2 separate regions of the Homo sapiens genome follow, and region 2 is linked to region 1. The links are chromatin loops, found by intact Hi-C in ENCODE. Cell type or tissue: Caco-2. All regions are shown on one strand. Each heading gives the region's core, and the rest is flanking DNA. Links, peaks and the distances in the headings are about the cores only.

Evidence for each region. Hi-C counts contacts between places; a loop is a spot of excess contacts. Peaks named below come from ENCODE experiments on the same cell type or tissue, not always from the same donor. Only the 100,000 strongest peaks of a DNase experiment are listed, where the experiment ranks them.
Region 2: it touches region 1 in a loop (5-fold over the local background); 1 of 110 quality-filtered maps calls a loop at or near these places.

Annotation. Positions count from the first base shown.
Region 1 is chr3:188,211,207-188,214,012 of GRCh38, reverse strand. The region is part of intron 1 of LPP (LIM domain containing preferred translocation partner in lipoma); the gene reads right to left. Among named protein-coding and RNA genes, the nearest start is that of FLJ42393, 34 kb to the right of the region's middle. RefSeq lists an enhancer at 1-20. In Caco-2, for the core only: no CTCF peak of the experiment used is centred there; a DNase peak (open chromatin) is centred at 1,452.
Region 2 is chr3:188,121,694-188,124,499 of GRCh38, reverse strand. No RefSeq gene overlaps it. Among named protein-coding and RNA genes, the nearest start is that of LPP-AS2, 31 kb to the left of the region's middle. In Caco-2, for the core only: no CTCF peak of the experiment used is centred there; DNase peaks (open chromatin) are centred at 1,019 and 1,279.

The DNA.
Region 1 (2,806 bases), core at 288-2,787:
AGGCTTAAAAAGTGTGTGTGTGTGTGTGTGTGTGTGTGTGTGTGTGTGTGTTTAAAATCTAATCAGAATCAGGACTCACCTTTGAATGGGCATAATATTCCAGAATTCTTACAGCTTCAAGAATAGTGGTAGAGGCTCAGATGGGAAGCCTTGCTGAATTTCTCTCAGGGAAAATTGCATAATTTTCACTTCCATGGATAGAAAGGAAGTTCCACACTATTCATTCTGCCTTTTGGACAAGTGATCATCCCCTTTCGTGAAAGAGAAAGATATAGGGAGCAAAGGAGAGCAGAAGGTTGCATTCATACGACATTCACATGAACAAAAGAAGGGAAAGGTAAGTAAAAATCAAAGAACAAAAAGAAAAGAAAAGAGCCTCATACAAAAACAACAAATCTAGGCATCTGAGCCCATATATCCTAACGGGAAGAGGTCTGAACTAGAAGTAGGTTCTAGTCCTCAATTTCCCACCAACTAGATTAGTAAGTGTGGACAGTTCTAACATCTCCCAATTTCCTCATCTCGCAATAGAGGGGGCAGCTTAAGTCTAGGGGAAGGAGAACGAACTGAGAGAGAAGATCTGGGTTCTAATCCCACATAATGAGCCATCTGTCTTCAGGGCCTGGGTCTCTGCTGCCCATTATCTCACACTGTGAAATTAGACAGATGTGCTGAAAACTCTGCAGGACTCTTCCAACTCTGACAACTCATCAAATCTACACAGTGACCTGCACACAAGGTATTCCAGACCGTGGATGCTGTGCAAATGCTACACATCAACATTTTGCATACTCTTAAATCCCACCATAACTGTTTTCAAGCTAAAACTACCCCTCCCTACATGTCCACAGACATCCCGACATCCCTTCCAGCTTGTTGCTTTAGCCTTAATCATCAGACAACAGCACTCCCAAATTGTCTTTCTACCCAACTCAAGTTAGGCCTCAGATGAGAGGAAATACCTACTTTTTAAAAAATATACAAATATAATTTTTCTTCAGGCCGATCTTGTCTTGAAATCCCACTGTAAGAAGTACTCCCCTGGGAAAGCAGCTGTCCACACCCCCAAATAAAAGTGACCAGCACTCCCAGCAACGTGTCCCATCACCATGCAAGTGAGCCAGCCCACAGGCTGTAAGCCCCAGGTCTGTGAGCAGAAATGGCAGTAATGATGTACTCACACGATGTCCAGCCCCCACAGGCAGCTGGCCCTCCACTAGCCCTCACTCCCTCTTGCAGGCCCTCAGTCCACTACGGGACACAGCAAGGCGGTGGTCTCGAAGCCTGAAGGGAACAGAACTGAGACATTCTCGCCTCAGCTTCCAGAACAAGGGACAGAGGAATGAAGGGGGAAGGGTGGGGGCAGGGTGGGGGGACGACTTTGTTTCTGGAAACAAGAATTCAAATCCTGCTTCTCCTAAACCCTGAGTCACCTCCCTCTCTTCCAATAGATCAGCCTGGTGGGTAAACATTTCCAAATATGGAGAAGCAGGCTGGAGGATGTCAGAAAAATCACCCTTCTCTCTTCTCTGGCACTTGAAGAACATGCCCCACTTTAACAAAGAATTCCTTACTCGGAGTAAATTATTAACCGCTAAAGAAGTGGATTCTCAACCCTTCCATACACTGTCCTATTCCAGGAAAAAACCTCCTCCACCCCAAACAAGGAAGTGACTGGTCTGAAAGGCTTTAAGCTCATCTTAAGAATGAGACCATCCAGAATGCAACTAAATTTATGAAATAAATCATTAATTTGGTGGAGGGGAGATATTTTGGGAGATGCACCTGAAAAGGTCACAAGAATTTAAGCTATGGTTCCTATGATGGCAGGTGAGTCTCAAAACAACTCCTCTCGGCCGGGCACAGTGGCTCACACCTGTAATCCCAGCACTTTGGGAGACCAAGGCGGGAGGATCACCTGAGGTCAGGAGTTCAAGACCAGCCTGGCCAACATGGTGAAAACTGGTCTCTACTAAAAATACAAAAATTAGCCAGGCATGGTGGTGTGTGCCTGTAATCCCAGCTACTTGGGAGGCTGAGGCAGGAGTATCACTTGAACCCGGGAGGCGGAGGTTGCAGTGAGCCATGACTGTGCCATTGCACTCCAGCCTGGGCAATAAGAGTGAAACTCCATGTCAGCCTGGGCAATAAGAGTGAAACTTCTTCTCAAAAAAAAAAAAAGAAAAAGAACAGCCCCAAGTCTCTCACGCCCAAGCCCAGAGTCTCTTGGTCTGGGAGTCCTCCTGAGAATGTAATTTGGCATGAGTCCTTCATGGGCACAGACACCGGGCTGGAAGACTCAGAATAAAACCAGACTCTCAAGAGAACACTGTTGTCAGGAAAAGTGGGGGTGAATTGCTCAGTTTAACTTGTAACATGGATTCCAACCCTAAGGTTCTGTGATGACTAAGTTGGAGCAGTGAAGCCAATCAGGAATGAATCTGATCTAAAATGACTCCAGACTGAATTAAAGGAGGAGAAAGAGAGATCAGACACTAGGGGAAATGGTGTGTCGGGATATAGGAGGTGCTCCGAGATGGGAATCCAAGTACCACATCTTGGCTTCCCGGTGGTTCTGTTTCTTAGTGATCTCGTTCTACTGTTGGTTGTAAAGGCTTTCTGGAGGTCAGATGAGTCCTTTTTCAAAATCGTCACCCATTTCCTGGCTTTGGACTGCACCAAGAGGTTGCTTGTTCTCACCCCCAGGAAGTCTTCAAGCTATAAACAGCTCTGATCAGGGCATGAAGGACCCAAGCCCCAAACCCCAAGCCCAAATCAGTCAGTCGTTAAGATTTTAGACGAGTCA
Region 2 (2,806 bases), core at 16-2,515, 89 kb after region 1:
ATGGAGGAAAGCGAACAGAATATCATCTCACCAGAGGCAATAAAGATTTGAGCTCTGACCCTAGAAACAAAATGGCATCTTGTTTTCAGAAATGCCTAGCTGTGAGAACAATGAGTCAGGGGCTTAGAGGAATGATCTCTGGATTTATGTAACAAGAAGGCTCTTGTTCAAGTGGTATATAAGAACTAGACCACAGCCTTAGTAATGTGGGGAAAGCCTTTTAAAGTAGATCCATATGAAGAAATTCAGTAGTCACAGAGCTAAGACATTTTCAAAGGTCTTTAGTAACAAAATTGTGCTAATGCCCAGGACTTAAGAATAAAAAGATTTAGACTGAAGGTAGAGGTGAGTCCTTGGTGTGCATTGTATTATGCTAAGTGTTATTGAAATAATTTAAAAAATGGCAGGGTCTGTACCATGTAGGAGATGACATTGAAGGGATCACATGGACATAATTATGGATTTAATGCAGCATATTTTTTAATGAGAAATTAGTGTTTTGTTTTTTTTTAACTGAAAGATCAAAAGAACTCTTTTCCTTAGAAGGAAGAAAATGTGATTCTTCCTTTTCTTGACCTTTTATGGCATTCATTCTTGCCCACCTTGGGCAGTTATTTTTGTATAGGTCTTGTCTTACTGGACTTCAAGAATGAGATAAAGGAAAAAGGACTATGTCTCATTTCTTTCTACTCCATCCCACACATAATGCTTCCCTAGTACACAGAGAATTCTCTGTATGTGTGTGCTGAATGAATGAATCATCAAAGTCAGTAAAGAAGACATAGGGCTCCTTCAAGTCCAGAAAGAATCTTCCCGTATCACTTTAGACGAAACTGTGTGAACTTGGCAAGTAAATGCACCTCTCTGGGGCTTCCCAGTAAAATGAAATGATGAAATGTTGGTAAAATAGGGAATGGTAAATTGGTTTCAACTTACATGCCTACTCAGTCAATTTCTCTGGACTCTAAGTCTGGATGCTCTTTTTGGCCGGATTGCACACTTCTGATATGAGAAGGCACGACCTTGCCTGGTGGGAAAGAAAGTGGCATATGGGAGCATTGTGTCTATGTCCTGCTCATCTGTAGGTTGCTGTATCTACGTTGTTTTAGAGAATGAGGAAGGAAATGACTTGTGAAAGTACAACATTAACAGAATGCAAACATTGTGACAGTCTTCACCTGACCTTTGATGTAGATATTTTCTTACCCTTTAGAAGATTTCCTAAAAGAAAAGCCATGTTTATCCAGTGCTCAGGTGACACTGAGCAGAGTAGGCTGTGGTATACGCTGGATTTCCAAATGCAGGCTGATGGAACCTCATGCTTTCACTGATAAGAACCACCTAAAATGCTTGTTTTAGGTATGGCTTCCTGAGTCCCACCCTACAATAAATTAATTAAAATCTTGAGACTAGGGTTCAGGAGGAATATTTATGCTAAGAAAATTTTCCAAGATGATTCTGACATGAAGCCAAAATTGGAAAGCACTGTTTTTCATGGCTGAATCATAGTCCAAAAGTATCTGAACAGGGTGAAACAAACATGATGAAATGTCAGAGACAAATGTAAATCCCTTAACTTTACAATAACAAGAACTGGGAAAACCTAGGCCGACAGCAGCATGTGTAATACAACTGCAGCTTCAATATTTGGTTGCCTGTAAGCTCTGGCTGAGCCAACTCTGAGATACAGCTTACCAAAACAGCGACAGTGGTGTTAGGCTGAAGGCATAGGAATATAATGACGAAGCAAAAGACAGCTCTCTTTCCTATTCTGTAGTTTCAGAAGACAGCTGCATTGTGTTCTTGATTTAGTAGGGGTAATTGTTATTTTTAGTAGCAATATAGAGTAGCTGTAGTAGTAATAACAATCCTTTATGCAGCACTTCATTATTTATAAGTTTATATTCAACATTTTATCCGCCCTAAATAAAAACTTCAATTTAGCTGTGTTATGCAATAGAGCCCATTGGTGGACACACTACTCAAACCTACATCTTTTATCCCCCAAGTCTCATGTCGTGTTTGGCAATGTGGAGAATTTACAGGCCAGGAGAGTAAGATAGCCGAAAACCATGCCATCAGAAAAAACAGAGTTCCTTACCCAGAAGAAGACTTCATAAGGCCTTGCCTGTTGTCACCGAAGGCCTGGTGGGTTTCCACAGGGAAGAGAGGGCAGACTTGTCACAGGAGGCCTCAGAGGACAGAACTTGACCAATGGTAAAAGTTACAGGGAGACATACCTTGGCCCACACCTTGACCCAAAATATTTCTTAATCATCAAAGTCCCCGAAAGATGAAACAGGCTACCTATAGGGAGATTTTGGAAAACTATGTACTAGGAATGGATGGGGAAGAATTTGGGGTGGGTGACTTCAGAGGTCTTAGAAGGGACCCTGAGTTGTGCAACCTGGGCCCATGCAACCTTCTGATGATTAGGGCTGCTGAAACAGCAGGGCTGAAGGCAGGAGTAGTGGGATAGAATGGCCTCAGGTGTGGGAAGCTGCCACTCTGCACCCAAGTGACTGAGAGCTTCACCTGTTTGCCCTGTGACCTGCACTGGAGAACCTCATACTTTAGCCTTAGCTAGCACATTGGGAGCAACCTGATATCCTGTATGCTTTGGGGAACCGCAGCCTTTCTCCTTTTACATGTGTTTAGTGAGCCTTGATTTAGTCGTAGAATTACAGATTTCTAGAGCTTAGAGCCAACTCAAAGACCACTTAGAGGTCATTTGGCCCAACCTGGCCACATTATAGACAGGGAAACAGACAGTTAAATCTGTGACTTAAATTATAAACACCATTAA